Regions from separate parts of the Homo sapiens genome. Here region 1 is linked to region 2. Evidence: chromatin loops called from intact Hi-C (ENCODE). Cell type or tissue: lower leg skin. All regions are shown on one strand. Each heading gives the region's core, and the rest is flanking DNA. Links, peaks and the distances in the headings are about the cores only. Region 1 has its middle 210 kb from the start of CEMIP2. Region 2 has its middle 280 kb from the start of CEMIP2.

Evidence for each region. A loop is a pair of places that touch in the nucleus more often than their neighbours do. Peaks named below come from ENCODE experiments on the same cell type or tissue, not always from the same donor. Only the 100,000 strongest peaks of a DNase experiment are listed, where the experiment ranks them.
Region 1: it touches region 2 in a loop (2.3-fold over the local background); 1 of 110 quality-filtered maps calls a loop at or near these places.

The regions. Positions count from the first base shown.
Region 1 is chr9:71,550,553-71,559,971 of GRCh38, reverse strand. No RefSeq gene overlaps it. Among named protein-coding and RNA genes, the nearest start is that of CEMIP2, 210 kb to the left of the region's middle. RefSeq lists enhancers at 6,759-7,259, 7,260-7,760. In lower leg skin, for the core only: no CTCF peak of the experiment used is centred there; no DNase peak of the experiment used is centred there.
Region 2 is chr9:71,481,989-71,491,407 of GRCh38, reverse strand. No RefSeq gene overlaps it. Among named protein-coding and RNA genes, the nearest start is that of CEMIP2, 280 kb to the left of the region's middle. In lower leg skin, for the core only: no CTCF peak of the experiment used is centred there; a DNase peak (open chromatin) is centred at 4,114.

The DNA.
Region 1 (9,419 bases), core at 717-8,716, 69 kb before region 2:
CTCCATGAGGGAAGGATTCATTTCTGTCATGTCGCCACTTGATCTTCAGTACCTACTACAGAGCCCAAAACACAGGCGCTCGATAACTATTTAAAGCATTATTTGGAATCAGATTAAAAAAGAGAGGCTACAGCTTTCACTCCAATGAGTCTGAAGCAGATGCTTCCATCAGTGACAAAATATCTTCGGTTATAGTCCTCAGACACTAAAACAGGACCTAGTACTTCAATAGGAAATCCTGTTTAATAAGATCTACATATTGATGTTATGACTAAAATATGCATAAGTGAAACTTTATGTATAGCGGACTCTGGTGCCCTTACTTGTCTTTTCATGGTCACTCAGCAATTTCCAGTTTATGACTTCATCTCTTCCATTTTAGCTCAATCTCTTTGGGGAAGGAAAAACTGTTCTTTTGCAGGGAGTGGGCAGTTCACTCAGTTGGAGTGGTTTAAGTGCCTTTGCCATTAGAAGGGGAGCATCTAATGGCATGCTCTGCGGTCATCTTCTGACCCTTGGCTCCTGGCTATGGTGCTGTTTGTCCTGCTTGGCCACTGGGCATCCTGTACGGGTACTGCCTGGTTACTGGCCATCAGCTGGCATCCCTGATTGTGTCCGGGTCCTGACATGCCTATGATCCTGAGGGCCTTATATTTTGCATCTCAGTCATCTCAAATTTATATCTTTTCTGGTTCACAAGATCTCTTAGCCTCTAGAAAGCCCAAGAGCTGGGCGCGGTGGCTCACGCCTGTAATCCCAGCACTTTGAGAAGCAGAGGCAAGTGGATCACCTGAGGTCGGGAGTTTGAGACTAGTCTGACCAACATGGAGAAACCCCATCTCTACTAAAAATACAAAATTAGCCAGATGTGGTGGTGTCTGCCTGTAATCCCAGCTACTCGGGAGGCTGAGGCAGGAGAATTGCTTAAACCTGGGAGGTGGAGGTTGTGGTGAGCTGAGATTGCACCATTGCACTTCAGCCTGGGCAACAAGAGCAAAACTCCATAAAAAAAAAAAAGAAAAAAAGAAAAAGAAAAAGGAAGGAAAAAGAAAGCCCAAGAAACCAAGAAACCTCAGCTGCCTTCTCTGCACCATCTCTGAGTGTGCATGTCTCTCAGGCTCCCATGGGTCCATGCACACGTGCTATTTTTATCACATAAGCACCATGTTTTTACATTGCCAGGCTGAAGGCCAGGCTCCCTTGAGGCAGTTTACACTCTTTCCAAGATATTCCCTGGAAAGCCAGGCCCAACTGACTTTCTCTGTTATTCCACTAATCCTCCTTGGGGGTCCTATTATTTTAGACTCCCCACAGCCAAGACCCAGTGAAATGGGGTATTGGAAACTGTCTTAGTGACCTACATAGCATGTTAACCCTGGTCTTGCATCTTCTAAACCCTTCTCTTTCTTCTATACTTTATGACTTAATTTTATAAGCTCTCTGAGCTCAGTCTTCTAAGTTTTTCTTAAATTTTTTTTTCAATTTAAAATATAACTCTTTTTCACCTTAGTGCCTAGCTCTGAATAGTCAAAAGTGTTTTGGCTTTTGGAGAATTATTTTTCCTCTGGGTATAAAAACATTTTATTTGAAACTCAAAGCCAAGTAATGACTTCTTTGTTAAAGGAGGTATCTGCCCTCTCCTTATCTAGGGAACTGAGCCTCCTGTTCATGGCTCAGCTTTACTGGTGGAAAGGATAACAAGTTCAAAAAAGACAGGTGGGTGAGGGCAGGCAAGGAAGAAAGTTTAATAGCCCCAAATATTATCCTATTCCATTTGCAGCAATAACTTACATGGCATTTATGTTCTATAAAGCTTCATAGTAGACAAAGGGCTTTTGTTTATGTCATCTTGAAGCAGTATAGAATAATGATTAAAAGTGATCATGGTTCAGCCGCTCACCAGTGATGTGATGTTGGATGAGCTAATTTAACTCTCTTTATCTGTAACATGCAGATAAAAGGACATAATAACAGTACCATACTCATAAGGCTGTAATCAGTGTTAAATAAAACTTCATCTATATAAGGAACTTAGCATAATGCCTGGTACACATTATTTATAATTGGCATGACTTTTACTTCAAGAAATAGAAGCATATACGTAAGCCACACTATAGTTTTCTAAGCAGTATTAATCTCTTTGGAGCCTGCCTTCTATTAGGTTGTTTAAGCTCCAACCTCAGTCTTGGATTTCCTTCCCTTTGTCTAGAGTTGAGTAAAGAATATGGAGGTCTTTAATTGCTAAAATATTTATCAGTTCATGTGTGTCTTTCTCTCTATGGTCATTCTACATGACCCTGTGCTGCCTCTAGGCTAGGCAGGGCTTTGGGACTTCATTGGCCAATGCTGGGAACCTCAGAATTTCTAGCCCAGCTTTCCTATGTGAGAGGCAGGGAGGAGGGAGCAGTTCCAATCTTCCCTAAACCTGCAGCTGTACAGATATCTCTCATGTCTCTGTCGCCCCACCCAAAAACACTCCCTCCCTTCTCCTCTGGGCCAACCCAACATAATCTCCTGTAGGAGATCACACTCTGGAAACAAAAACCAGAAAGGAAGATTGATGTTGGCAACTTTCTACTTTCTGCGGAATGCCTCTTGTGTTTAAGCAAAGGCCTGCTGCAGCAAAATCAAAACATACCTTAACATCTCAATAAATTATCTTGCTATGCATTGAATAAATGGGAGCGGTTATTATAATTATGCCATAATAAAATGAAACAATAAAATATTTTGAATTACTTTTTACTATTTTACCTAAGTTTAATGAAAGAGTTTTAGGAATGAATATGTTGATAACCTTTAAAATGAGCATAAAATATCAGATTTAATCAGAGTTGTAATATTCCTATAAGGCTAGTAGTTAGGAGGAAAAAGGAGTCAGTCCAACACTGAATATTTGAATGGCTTTAGGAATTCACTCTAGTAATTGGAATGAGTTTATAAATATGAAGCTAGAATGAGCTTAGAACTTAAAGCTATATATGTTTCTGCATCATGATTAAAGATGGAAATGCAAATAAATACACAAATAAAAAATTGCAGGAAAATCTAGAAAATATATAGAGGTAGAAGAGAGCTTTATAATCAGGACTAGAAACTGAGAACATATAGAAGAAAAATAGAGATGTATTTATTAAAAGTTAAAAATAATTATAATATGTAATATGAACAAAGTAAAAAACAGGTGATGGGTTTGGAAAAAGTGTTGGTAATACAAATGACAAAGGATTTATAAACATACCCATACATAGGGCAATTAAAACTTGAAAAGGACAAGTCACTAGAAATATAAAAAATATATATGTTCAATAAACACATGAAAAGCTGACATGATATGTCAATTTACTGACATTAGACTGGCAAAATTAAACAGACACACAATGTAAAGGCCTGTCTTATGGGACAAACACCTAAAAGAGTACATTCATGTCCCCATGATAGAGTTTGTTACAATGTTTAGAAAGAGAGGTGGCAATATCTATTAAAATTAAAAGTAAATACACATATTTGTTGGCCTAGCAAGTTCACTTATAGAAATATGTTCCATAGAAATAAAGAGTTAACTACAAATGGAAATATATACAAGGATGGTTATTACCACATTGTTCGTGATAGTTAAATAAATTATGACACATTCATAGCATGGAAACTTATACATCTATTAAAAGGAATGAATTAGAGCTCTATTAGTCTTAGCTGGGAGAGATTTCCATGAAATACTATTGACTGTGCAAAGATTTGGAGAAATGTGTATAATAAGATCCAGTTTTTATAAAATAATATCAACTCTCCCATGGAAGTGCCTGTGTGTAGGTGTGTGTATGTGACTAGAGAGATACATATTAGGTTTTAACATGGGTTACGTGGGCAGGGGGGTGGGGGTGGTGGTGATGAGGATGAGGGCAAAGGAAAGTTGATGGATGGAAAGCAAGTAAAAAATATCTGGAATAAAAAACAAATGTACGATCCCCAAATACACACACTCAACACAAACTAGGTGGAAAAGATAAATCTAGCTCTATATGTACAAACCTATGTGAATGGCCTATGATGTTTTGTCAAGTTTCAGTTTATAGAGTGGTTTGTGCAGTATAATTTTAACTTTATTAAGAAAAGAATCACCGATATGTGTGTCTATACATTTCTACATACATATGTATATATTGATGCACACACATATGTGCAAGGGTATGGAAAAATATATGCTAGACTTAATGTCGCATACTTTAGGCAGTGGGAATGTATAGCAAGCACAGGATGAGATCTTTGTTTTCGTTATGCATTGTTTTATTTGTTACGCTAAACTTGTGTTAACTTTGTAATTTATAATACAACAAATGAATTTAAGTGATACTACCTTATGTATGTATAACTTCCATACTCCACAAACATGTTGATTCAATCAAATAATATACCAACCCTGGTGGCTATGGCCAACATTACCTAAGCCAGACTCTGACTTTGTCCCAAAGTGAAATGTACTTTCTTTATGCTGAGTGATAGCTAAGATGCCATTAACTTCTTCCTCTACTTCTCACCAGCAGCCTGAGAAGTTATTAATCCCTTATTTACGTATATGAAAGAGGGAATCAGAAGGCTTCATTGACTGCCAAAGTTCATAAAGCTAAACCCAGATCTCAAATTTCAGGTTTTTATCACAAGTGCTGCTAAACAGGTGTTTTCTTATCTACTTCCAAAACCCAACACTCACCCATGGGTGAGCATGGATGGGCATAAAGCTGCTCAGGTCACACAGTGAAATTTTCCTTTATTTGCCATTTTTTCCATCTCTGATGCCCTCTCCTCTCTGTGTGGCTAAATCCTACCCGTTTCTGAAAGCATTTGGGTTCCTCAGCATGGCATCAAAAAAAGACTTGTCCCTTCTGTTTCAAGCAAAATAGCCTGATCCTTAAGCTAGACCATGGCCAAGGTTTTCTTGACCTGAGTACTAAAAACAACAACAACAACAACAACCCAGGATGAATAGAAGGGCCCTACATGAATAAGAAGGCTACTACAATGAAAACAAACAAAAACAGAAAAAGAACCAAAATATAAGGTGCAACCGCTGAACAGAAATAATTGACACAACTAGTCTTTTAGCTTTGGCTTTTAAGAAGTGGTAGGACTATTGCACATATATGTCTGTGGTTTTTTGTTTTCTTAAATAATATTTGTGGTAGACAATTCTAAGATGACCTCCAATGAGTGATGGACTTGAATAATCCCATCCCCTTGAATCCGAGCAAAAATTCTGACTTGCTTCTAGTCATTGGAATATGGTAAAGGTAAGAGATAGTCACACCCATGACTCAATTATGATATATGACTTTTTTTTTAGCAGACTGGAGAGAGAGAGAGATTCTCTGTTCTATAGGAAATAAGCTGCCATGTAGTGAGAGGGTCACACAGCAAGGATATATGGGTGGCCTCTAGGAACTGAGAATGTTACCTGCTGACAGCCAGCAAGAAAAATGACATCAGTCGTACAATCTCAAGGATCTAAATTCTGCCAACAGCCACAAGGGGTTTGGAGAAGACCTTGAGTTCCAGAAAGGAATGCTGTCTGACCAATACCTTGATTGCAGCCTTGTGAGACTCTAAGCAGAGGGTCCAGGTAGGCCATGCCTGGCCTCTTGACCCATGGAAACTGTGAGATAAGCCACTTATCTTTTAAGCCACTAAGTTTATTATAAAAGAAGCATAATATTTAGTAAGCACAAAGCATGAGGTCATAGGAAGAACACAGTTCTGGAACATAGGAGACATAGGTTCACTCCTTTTGTCCCAGTGACTTGCTATGGAGCATCAAGCAAGTCCCTCAGCCTTTGGGAGATTCGGTGACCTGGTATGTGAAATGTGGGCCTTTTAAAGATCTCTTTATGGTCTTGCTACTACAATCATTTGACTAATGTTGAAATGAATTGCTATAGGATTGTTAGCCATACCAAATATACTGCATATTATTGCCATATGCTTTAATCTGGTCTACTCTTGATTTTTTGTCATCGTTCTCCCAACGTTCCAAGTTTAAAAATAGTTCATTAAAATCAGCCTTCTTGGATTTTGATTTGAGAAGGCAGGAAGAGGTCTAAGGATCAGTTCAGAAGGTGCTTAAGAAAAATTGTGTGGTGATCTGGCCAGGCGAGGTGGCTCATGGCTGTAATCCCAGCAGTTTGGGAGGCCGAGGAGGGCGGATCACCTGAGGTCAGCAGTTGAAGACAAACCTGGCCAACATGGTGAAACCCTGTCTCTACTAAAAATACAAAAAGTAGCCTGGCATGGTGGTGGGTGCCTGTAATCCCAGCTACTCGGGAGGCTGAGGCAGGACAATCACTTTGCTTGAACCCGGGAGGCAGAGGCTGCAGTGAGCCAAGATCACGTCATTGCACTCCAGCCTGGGCAAGATAGAGTGAAACTCTGTTTAAAAAAAAAAAAAAAAAGATGGGAATTTTATTTTCTTAGAAATGTGAAAGACGAGTTAGATGGGATTCCTTCCCCTATTTCTGGAGCATTACATAATGGAGGGAAACGAGCAAACTCTTGGCATCTCTGGAGAGAACTGAGCACACTCCCAAGGTAAGATTTTTACGTCAGAAGGCAGCACCTTCTCATCACCATCAGGATGCTGGGGGTTCAGCTGATTCACCTTAACGGTGTGCACTTACTTATGCATAAACAAGTGAAGTGAACAATGATGAAGCCACCAGCTGTTTTATTGTGTTTTGTCATTATTATGAACCATCATATTTCATTTTTAGTGCAAGTAATGAGCCTTGGTGAGGCAAAGCTCCATGCTGTGCAGGGTAAATGGTATATTCCCTCCTGATCCCGCAAGGCGCTGTCAACAAAGGAGACTTTGGCTATAAATAGGAGCTGGGTCAGGAAACATTTTCTGCAAGTATTAATAATCAATGCACTACACAGACAGTATAAGGTAAGGGTTGGGGTAATTATTATCCAGTTAGGAAAATCAATGAAATCCTGAGGAAACCAAGAGGTGATTTCCTTTGCTTTCGGTGGCAGTTGGTGTGACCGGATGGAGGGTTCTTTATTAATTTAATTTCTCCCCCTTGCACTGATTTAGCTCCACAGTTGACACAGGCACTGGCGCTTACTCTAAGAGTCAGTCCTTGGAGCACAGGGGTTAGCTGTCATTTGCAAACTCACCACCTACTGGAAGCAAAGCTAGAAGACGGGGCTGCCAAAGCCAACCACTGCAACCTGTGGCAGGCTTCCCTGCCCAGGCTCTCCCACTGCCCTTGGAGTGAGACCCCTCCCCCTCAATCCTGCACAGCGACGTGGCTGGCTGGAGCTTTCCCCGCACCTGTCGCACCTCCTGGTTTTGGCAGAATGAAGTGAGGAGACAGCTGGAGTCATTATAGTTCATCTGTTTGAAGGTTGCCCAAATGAAAAACAAACAAACAAATCTGGTGAGTTTCGTGTTTCTTTTAAGTGTACAGAAATGCAGCTGCTAAGTTGTGTAGGAGATCAAAGGAGCCTTTTAAATTCAAGACACCAAAGTGTTCTTGCTGGTTTGATCCTTGGTGGAGATTTGTTAGCAAACTTTAGAAGGAAGTTACAAAAGAGGATTAGGTGTATTAAACTTGTCTGAGCTGTGGAAAGTTCTTTGTAAAGCTCATTGTGTGTTCATTGCAGATTTCTGTGGAGAATGTGATAGTGTAGTGAGCCCAGAGGTTGTGTTTTGGGTGATTGGACTCAAGTGCAAAGTAGAAAAACATTTCTTTAATACAGAAATAAGGCACTATGACTATTGCCTATAAATTGTCTATTAGAGAGAAAGAAATATATTCTGAAGCATTCAATAATTTCAGTACTTTGAGTAAAATGAAATTTAACCTTAGCTCCCAAGTTTGAAGTTGTCTCTTAAAAACATCAAGGCATTATGTAGCTAAAATAACTGGCATATTATTTTCAGTGTACATTGCAATATTTTAAATAGCTTACACTTCAAATAATCGGGGCAAACAAAATGTGTATTTATTATTTTCTATTGGTGCCTTAGCAGTTGTTAATTTTCTTAGCATTTTACTAGTAAAATTAATTTTCATTGTGGGTTACAATAAAAAATAGTGTTTTAATATTAAAATTTTCTGAACATAAAAATCTTAAACATATATTTAAAGTCACAATTTCAGTTTTATTTTGGTCAGAATTGGTTAATACGCTGGTTTGTAAATGGTGTGTACTTTATAGTCATCTTCTTTACTTTGAACATGTTTTAAATGACTTTGATCCATCTCACTCCTCTACTTAGTAGCAGAAAAGTTTAAAACGCTATGTAAATAGAACTAAAGCAAATGTGCTCACTAATATATTTTTGTTGTATTGTTGTTTATAATTTTTGTATTTGTGATAAAATCTATTTTGGTTATTCTGAGATTTTTTTCCCCCTATTTGTTCTCCAGATTCAATTAGTTGCTTTCAGCTAACTCCTTTTTTTTTGTCCTGGCTACAATAATGTATCTAAAAAATTATTTTTCATCTGGGATTGTTTTAATCCACAACTTTGAGAACTGTTTAATACTTAGTTATTTAGTCAAGTTTGAATCTTATTTTGACAGCATTTAAGGGGCTTAGGAGGGGGAAAGAGAAACTGAGTGTGGAAGAGGCTCTTGAATTAAAAATGTATAAAGGTTAAACATCAAACACTCATGACTGTCATCATAATAATTCTAAATTGCAGCTGACTATGAACATTGATCTCTTTCTCCAATAAATCTTAACCTCCTTGTCATATTTTCTTCTTCTGTTGACCTGATTTTCATTTTCTTAGCCTCTGGGATGTTAGCTCCATAAAAGGTAGGTTTGAGGACAGGATCCCCCAAAGGTAGGTTTTTATTTCAGCTTCATACCAGGCAGCTTACCAGAAGAATTCCAAATGAGGTGCTGGTTGGGTACCCTGTCTTGTCAAATTACTGAGATGTGGCATTGATTGGTTCTCAAGTGGAAGGCAATTGATTACTTGTATCTATCTAATTTTTAAGTGATGTGTGTAGAATCTCTGGAAATAAAACTTTAAAAACAGTTTATAGTCATTCACCAAAAAAGCCATTTTTCTTAACCCTCAAATATGAAGATTGATTTACAAACACTTTCATTTGGTGATTGGAATATGTTTTGACTGTTGGAAAGGAGTATGATTGTCCATCTTCTGCCTTCTGTATTAAATTCCTCCATTTCTATTAATTTGGCATAATTAAAGTTTTTATTTTCTAATTTATATATTTTAGAATAAAGCCATTCGATTTCTAAAATAAAGCCTCTAATATTTAAAAATAATTTCACTAGACATTTGACTGAGGTTTATTTTTCACAAGGAACATGGGCATGAGGGTTGAAAACTTTATCAGATAGTTGCTTTTAAATTCAAAGCAAAACATGTGACTTTTGAAAAA
Region 2 (9,419 bases), core at 857-8,856:
TGTAACACAAAGAACATAAAGTTTTCACTTTTTGAAAAGACAAATCCATTTCATGGAGGGAGTCAGTAAACAAATGTACAAAACCTGTAGAAAGTTAGAGCTGGGAGGGTCCTTAAAGGTTATCTTGTCCAATTACTTCATATAGATATGGAACCCAGCCTAGAAAAGTTAGTAATTTGTTCAAGCTTGCATACTCAGAGGCAAGACTGGGGCTTGATTGAAATCCAGGATCCCTGCTTTTAAAACAAATCTTTTTTCCCTCCTTTCTCTACATACTCTCAGTATCTAGTTGGTTCTCAACTAGGTGCAATTTTGACACCCGGGGTATCCTCTTTGACAATATCTGAGAACATGTTTTTGGTCTTCACAACTGGGTTGGGATGTACTACTGACATCTAGAGGTAGAAGCCAAGGATGCTGTTAAACACCATGCAATGCACGGGACTGTCCCCAAAATTATCTAGCCTCAAATGACAATAGCATTGAGCTTGAGAAAGCATGCTCTAGAGCTATAAAAACAAATTGTAGACTGTCCTGCATTAAGCAAGCAGAGTCTAGGGAAGACTAAATTTAAAGACAAGCAATGCTTTACAAAAGATTTACCAAAGGGTTTAATTAATAATATATTCTAATGAGCGAATCTGAAATGTTTTGATCAACAGCAAAAATACATATGTCAAAGACCCATATACTACAAAAAAGTGCATTCCTACATTAACAGAACATGAAGACAAGTGAGAAGTAAACATAGAAATACTGCTGTTTCTAGACATGCTTTAGGATATAAAGCATTTTCACAGGCTTTCCTTCACTCTCAGAGTCTTAAAATCACCAAGTAAAGTGGGAAGGGAAAAGAAGCATTCTTATAAATAAGAAAATTGGAGCTCAGAGTGCTCAAAAGATTTACCCCATCAAATAGCCTTACAGTTGGCCTTCAAACCCAGAATTTCTCTTTCCAACAATAGTGTTCTCTCTACTTTTATATGAAGTCCACACATTATGTAGGAACACATATGTGTGTGTATGAAGAAGCTATAGACTGAAGTATGTGCAAGTTCCTATGTCGTTTCTTTCAAATAAAATGCAGAGCAAACATTTAATTATTTATATATTTTTTAATTGAAAAAGTACGCTAAAGATGGGGTCTCATTATGTTGCTCAGGCTGGCCTTGAACTCCTGGGCTGTTGTGATCCTCCCACCTCAGCCTCCCAAGTAGCTGGGACTATAGGCGTGTGCCATTGTGCCCATCAAAACATTAATTTTTTTTTATCTTGCATTAATTTTTGCAAGGAACCAGAAATGAAAGTAGTAATAATATTTTACAGGAACATCTCTGCCTCAAAGCAGATTAATTCTGAAAATCAGAGCTTGTTTAAAGCCTCTCTTCTTGGGATTATTGGGCCTGTGTGAAGATTAGCTGAACACCACGACCAGAATCCATGGAGGGTGCCAAACAGACACCTGTCACAGTCGATGCTCTCAGCTAATTTATCATGCACTTTTTGCTTAGTTTCTCTGCTCACTGACTTCAGTGGAGCTATGGGAATGGGGTAAAGGTGATGGGACATTATTATCATCTATTGGAGTTAATGGTCACCGTCGAGATTGCAGGGTCAGCTCTGCTACTTAAAACTAAAATGTTTATTTTAAAATTTCTCTTTTGGTCTGGATTTTTGTCGTTTTTCTCTTCTGAGTGATTTCACAAGGAACAGCATCTCCAAATGAATATGTCAGTAATATGACATTTGATATTGATAGCATATTTGTGGTGATCTGCTAGATTTTTACGGTATTGTTTTAAACTCACAAGATAATTGTTTCTTCTGTTTTCAGGAACTGATAATTTTGAACCTTGTAATGCCAGCATTTGTATCACATGTAAACACTGGCTTATACACCAATAACAAAAATGAAACCAGCAGATTTTTAGGGAAATCTATTTTAATATTGCTTTATTTGGTTTTCTGTATCCACATTCTGAGTGTCTTCCCTGTAGGCTCTTTCTTTTAGTCCTCCAAGGTTAAGGAATTCATTTTCAAGCTTTTTTCTTTCATCTTTTTGATCTCTCTGCCCCATGGCAGGATGAAGGCAGCTTTATTTCCTGCCTTCACTTCCTCCCAACCCTGTTTCCATTTTCCACCCAATGCCTAAGGTGATGGAAATTATTTCTTTGCTGGTAATATTTTCCTGAATGCCCTAGGGAAGAAGTGATTTATACCTGGCTTGTCCTTGGCATCCTGTGGCTCAGAGACGGGAGTCAGCTTTGCTCTGGGTTTAGCTTTCATGGCGGGTTTTGAGCAGTCTATGTCATCTTATGCTTGTGTCCGCTTCTGGAAGGCTGGCCATGGAAAGGCACTGCAGCAGGGGATGGGGGCATAGGAGAAAGTGAGGGCTCTGAGCATTCATCCCTGAGAGCCCCATGGGTGGGTATCATGAAGCAGGAAAGAACTGTTAGGAAAAGTGCAAGAAAACACACACATTATTTAAATATATTGTCCAGGGTGGCCTCTAGCCACAGCAACAAATTTAGCTGCTAGTATTCCATTTATCTTTCCTTCCTTTTTTTCCTTCCTTCATTTATCCCTCCCTCCCTCCTTCCCTCCCTCCCTCCTTTCCTTTCCTTCTTTCTTTCAACAGCATCTTGCTTTGTTGCCCAGGCTGGAGTACAGTGGTGTGATCATAGCTCACTGCAGCCTTAAACTCCTGGGATCTCATGATCCTCTCACTTCAGCTTCCTGATTAGCTGGGACTACAGGCTCACATCACCATGCCCCGTTATTTTTTTTCTTTTGTAGAGCTGGAGCCTTCCTGTGCTGCCTAGGCTGATCTTGAGCTCCTGGGCTCAAGTGATCCTCCTGCCACAGCCTCCCAAAGTGCTGGGATTACAGACATGAGCTACCATGCCAAGCCTCATACATTCTTAATTCATTCATCTAGACTTTTGTTTAATCATACAAACATTTATCATTGATTGTAGATGATTCTCAGCACCACATTCCTGAGAAATTAGCTACCCAATGTTCTCAGGAAAGAATCCCCTTATACATGAATGTGCCCATGACATGACTTCTCCAAGAGTAGAAGGCTAAGACTATGTTATTATGACTTTTAGTACTTGTAAAAATTACTTGAATTAAGGACATCTTAAGGTTGTCTGTTTGCGCAAGCATTTTCTCTCTCTCTCTTGCTCTCTCTCTCTCAAACACACACACACACACACACACACTCACACAGAGTTTGGGGGAATCCCATAGAGACTGGTAGAAACATGTCTTCTGTTGCTGTACAGAAACATAGATGTGTGTTATCAAGGAATTGTAACTTTGAAGTACTGAAAATAATTTTACAGTAAAACATAAAACATATTATGATTTTGCACAGAGATGCTGCAAAGGCAGTTAGGACCAGAATCTGAGAAAATAAGGAAGTTGTGAAAAAAGAGATTTGTTAAAAATTCCAGAGGTAGGTGAAGTTAATGCATATTTGAGAACCAAATGTAATATTTTGTGAAATTAATATTTTTACCAGCTATTTCCAAAATGATATATAGATAATATTTATATCTCTGCATGTACAGATAGAAGTAAAAATATACATATGAAGGAGAAAAAAAGCTCAGTCTACATTCTCCCAACTCTACCCTACTCTACTCTACTTATCCTATTTATTGGAGAAATAAAGTAAATATCAATCTTTTCTTCAGTAAAACTGATTTGTTTATTGTAACATAAATAATATGGATCAGAAAGAATTAGTATCTGGGAGAAGTAGCTAAATTAGTAAGTGGAAAATAACTTAGATTTATTTTTGTGAGTTTTGCAGCTGTCATATTAGGTATGGACAGCTCCATATTGGCCAGATACAGGGTGGGGTGATGTTAGTAGCTTCAGATCCTTAAAACAGAGCCAACCTTTGTATTTATTAGGAGTGTGGAATGTTGGATGGGACAATAAAGCCCCAAATTCATCACAGCAAAACTCAACAGGAAAACATATTCATGTAAGAAGCATCAGGAGAAGTCCATTTAGCAACAGGAAGCTAATTGCTTCATTTTTATTCCACGGCAAAATCAAAACCAGGTGGCTGGCAGGCAGTCCACACGTGATGTTTCTTAGAGTTCCTCAATCCTGGGGTGTAGATGATGTCAGATGAAAGTCGGAAGGCTAAAACAGCCATCTGGTGGCCGGTCAGATTGTTAAGCTCAGTGGCCATGGCTCTATCACAGAGCTCTGGCTAGATCACCTCCTGTTGGTCAGCATTCGGCTTATCTTTTATCAAGAGTCACAGATCCTGTAACACTAGCCAAACCGATAAGGTGCACAGACCTCATTAACTCATGTTAAGGTTGATACTCCATTCTTTATAAAAGTGGAACTCGTAGAGCAATGACTTCTAGGCTGTAGCATGCATTAGGATTCCTTGGAGGGCTTGTGAAATCCCCGGAGTCCTATCCCCAGTGTTTCTGATCCAGTAGGTCTGGGGTGGGGTCTGAGAATCTGCATTTCTAACAAGTTCCTGGGTGATACTGCTGCTCTGGTCCACTATCACACAGGAAGCCGTTTGTTGTGTTAGATACACATAAAACCAGAAGAGAGATACGTTATAGTACATTTTTCTCCCTTCACATTTAACAAAAAATTTTTGAGTTTTAATCTTTGACAAAGTTATAAGGGAAGGGTTGCCTGTATTAACCTTGTCATACCGATTACTCTCAATGATTGCTTCTGGGTGATACACTTATCCCCACACTCTTACCCCAAGAGGTGCAAATAAATTAATGCTCCTATTCAGAATGACTCATTACTTGGTCAGAAAACAAGTTTACATCCAGTGTGGGCTGACCTGACCTGAAGGCTAGTTTTATAAAAAGAAAAAAAATCAAATCTATTGTGTTTTCACACTAACAAGCATTTAGTAAGAAGTACGGTTGCTTTTCTTTGCTTCTCTTCCTGGAGAACATTGACCTGCACCTGGTATTGTTTGCAATGAACAATTTTTCAGAGATTGCAATGATAGAAAGGTAGAGAGCAGGGGTGGGCTGCAGAGAGATTGAGAGGTTAAAAAATTTCTTTACAGCATATCTGGAGATGAGTGTTAACTATTTTTTAAGTTAAAAAATAGTTTAAAAAGATTGTGCATGTACAACTTTAGGCGAACTGACAAAAAGAGAAGTTGGTTAGGTATATCAGAGGAAAGAAAAACAAGTTTCTAATACACATATTGAAAACGAACATATAATTGGTCAGTGGAGGCAAAAAGGAGACATGCTGGTTTAGAAGAGGCAGCATGTTTTCTAGTTTTGTGATTTAATGAAAATCTTGCCAATGGCCACAATTTTCTTCCTCTGTTCCATTTTCTTTTTTTCCTTCTTTCTTCTTTTCCTTCCTTTCTTCTTCGTTTCCATTTCTTTCCTTTCCTACCAGTTATCACTAGATTTTTATTTGCCCCTAAAATGTGTAAACAACATTCAAGATTGAAGGCCGAGGAGATGACTCAGACACAGATTCTGCCCTCAAGGAAATAAGGGTTGACAATACCATCATATTTAAATCTATGTGCTCTAACTGTAATAATTTCACCCCAGATCCTTAACACACAGTTGTATTATGATAGGTTCCTTTGAATGATGACACTGTTGCCTCCTGCTCCCATCCCATTTTCACTTGCCCTGACTATCCATCATCTCATCTTGAGTGTCTCTCAGGAGACTCTGTTCTTTAATTTGATTTGCTGTTATCTCTGGTAAGTTTAAACATGTGCATCTTAAAATGATAGGGGCTGGGTGTTCAACACTCAAGGGAACTGCGCATTCAGGACCAAGAATCTCCACCCTTCTAGCTGTTGAACTACACATGCCCCAAAGACAGGCAGCATGCCAGAGGTCTGTCAGTGGAAGCAATGACAATATCCATGACCTACAGCTCTGGTTAATATTGAATTATAGTGGTTCATTCAGTTGTTTACTTTATGGTTAACAAATTACATGATTTTCATTGTGGGAATACTTGTTGATCGGAAGTCCTGAAGAGTAGAGATTGTCATATCTTGGGTTGGTCTTTGAGGCATACTGTGGTCTTGACAGCACTGATGGTGGAGGAGGGAAGGAACTGGCACGTGAGCAGGGCTGGGGGACCTGCTTCAACCAACAGGGAATAGCAGAGGTGCAATAAATAGGGAAACATATTGCAGTTGTTACAAAAAACTGAAGTTTAAAGAGTCGGAACCAGCTTTGCCATGTCTTGTGCGAACCCACTACAACAAAATTTCCAAGGGGAATGTGAGGATGTTAATGATACATACATCATAGGGTGGTGGTGAAGCTTAAGCAAGAAATGTCAAGTGTTTAGCACAATGCTCTCAGTAAACATGAGGTATTCTTTATTTATTTTATGTCTATCTATCTCTCTCCTCACATAGGCTTTCTTCTACATTTAAGTGGTCCAGTCCACTACTTAGGGGTCTCAAAGTATAATCCTCAGACCAACATCATTGGTATCTTGTAAGGAATGCACATCCTCAAGCCCTACTCAGATCTACTGAATCAGAAGCCGTGGGGGTGGGGTCCAGCAGTCTATGTTTTTGCTAGCCCTCCAGGTGATTCTGACGCACGCTCAAGAGTGAGAACCACTGCTCCAGTGGGACATTGTAGTTGTTTTCAGCAAGAAAGTGTTGCTCAAAACCGATGAGTGATAGCATCCTCTGTGGCTGCAGTGGATTGGCAAACCTAGCAAAGGCTTCCATCCAACAAGCCACAGGTACTGGGGATGAGATCTAGCTCTCCAGGAAAGGAAGCTGGGGCAAAAGCTAGGCAGGGTGGCAGGCTCCACTCTATCCTTTCTTTCTCCATCCCAGCCCAACTGGTCCTGAGGACAGGGTGCTAGTCCCTTGAGGAAGACAAATGCTAGCCACAGTGAATCCTGTCTTACATTTGGGCAAGAGAAGCAGAAAATAAGAGAAACCTGGCCGGGCGCGGTGGCTCACGCCTGTAATTCCAGCACTTTGGGAGGCCAAGGTGGGTGGATCACAAGGTCAGCAGATCGAGACCATCCTGGCTAACGCAGTGAAACCCCGTCTGTACTAAAAATACAAAAAATTAGCCGGGCATGGTGGCGGGCACCTGTAATCCCAGCTGCTCAGGAGGCTGAGGCAGGAGAATCACTTGAACCCAGGAGGCGGAGGTTGCAGTGAGCCGAGATCGCACCACTGCATTACAGCCTGGGTGACAGAAGTGAGACTCCATCTCAAAAACAAACAAACAACAACAACAACAACAACAACAACAAAAAGAAACCCACATTTCTGTGGGTGTGTAGGTAACCACTTCCTGCAGGAGCCAAACTTACCCCTACTAGGCATGAATAGGCTCTGCAATTAGGTGGAACTGATGCTGAAGATGAAAAATCTTCATGCTTCCAGGTGAAGAGAGCATGGCAAGGCAGGGACAGACATGCTAGTTAGACTAATAAGAGCTCTTTGGCAAAATCTGATTAGCTTGAATTCAAAACATCCCTGATCCTCCACTCCATGGGCCTGCTGCCCTGTGCTCCTGGCTGATGGATTCACAGGTGTCTTGGAAAATTCTTTCCAATTTGTTTTAGCATTTTCTTTTTAAGGCCAGAAACAGGCTATGGCCATGCCAATCGTATTTGTGGCAGCTGCACGAAGCCCCTGGGATTGCCCAGTCATCTACAGACTGTGTCTGAGAGCACTGGGCTGGAAATCAGAAATGTGCCCTTGTGTGGGTGGCCCCTGTAGTCAGGGGTGATGCTTTTCACAGTGTTCTTTGTAGAAACCTCAGGGGAGGAAATCATAGAATAATAGGACTGTGAGGACCTCTGAGAAGTCATGTGGCCTCAGCCCGTGGAGAGCCCAGGACAGAGAAAACAAGAAGAAAACCAAATTCCTGATTCTCTTCCCTGTTGCTGACACGCTGTATAATTCCAGGGCTTCCTCCCCATGTTAGAGAGGAAATTAAGATCAGAGAGTCGGTTGGGTTTTTCTTCTGCCCTCTGTCATTTGAAGTCTCACAGTGTGATACTCAGCAGATTGGAAACATTACCCTAATTGGTAAGATATAGATTGAAGTTCAGCTTCACCATTATGAATAGAAATGAAACTAAGTTGAACTTCTGAGTGTCACATTGTTATTAAATAGAAATTAAAACCTAAAAATGCGAATGAGTTCAATAAACATTCATTAAGCTCCTATTAGGGTGGCTCTCAAATACCAAATAGCAGAATCACCTGAAAGCCTTATTAAAAATGCAGGTTTCAGATGTGGTGGCTCATGCCTATAATCCCAACATTTTGGGAGGCTGAGGTGAGAGGATCACTTGAGCCCAGGAGTTCAAGACCAGCATGGGTAACATAGGGAGACCTTGTCTCTTCTAAAAAGTAAAAAAATTAGCCAGGTGTGGTGGTGCACACCTACTACCCCAGCTACTCGGGAGGCTGAGGTAGTAGGATTGCTTGAGTCTGAGAGATGGAGGCTGCAGTGAGCTATGATCACACCCCTACACTCCAGCCTGGGTGACAAATAGAAACCTTGCCTCAAAAAAATTGCAGGTTTCAGGCCCTCACCCCTGAAATTCCTAATTCATTGGATTAGGAATGAGGCCCAGAAATTTATACTTTTAATAATCATCCCCAAGTGACAGTAATGCTGGTGCCGTACAAAGCATGCACCAAGTAGCACTGCTTCGGGAAGGACACATACGTCATGAGTCATGCTCCTAGACTATAAGCTCCCTGCCAGCAGGACCTCTGAGTTTTTTATTCACCATCAGACAATTCAGTCTCGTGGCTGTAAATACTATCTATATGCCCCAAACTCCAAATCTGTATCTCGAATCCAGACAACTTCTCCTAACTCTAGGAGCATACACCCACCCAACACCTCCAAACAGACATCTAGTAAACAGCTCAAACTCAACACGTTGAAATGGAACTTCTCAATTTCCCTAAACCTACACTACTTTCAGTATTGTCCACCTCAACTCATGGCAAACACCACATCCCTCCAATAGTTTTTAAAAAAAAAAAAACGAACTTGGGGAATCTTTGACTCCTTTCTTTCTCTCACACCTCTCATCCAATCTGTTAGGAAAGCCTGTTACCTGTATCTTTAAACCTTATCCAGAATCTGTGCACCACCATTCTTGCCACCCAATGCAAGCCACCATCATCTTGCTTTGGCTACAGCCAACTGCCTCCTATTTGGTCTACACCCCTGTCCCCTCCAGTCTATGTTCAGCATAGCAGACAGAGAAAACCTGTTAAAATATACATCAGATGATGGGACTCCCTGGTTTGACACCTCCTGATTTCACCATATTTTTCAGAGTAAGAGCAAAAGTGCTCACAATGAATCAGTAAGCCCTGTAACAAGAGACTTCAGACTGCTGCCCTGACCCCATTT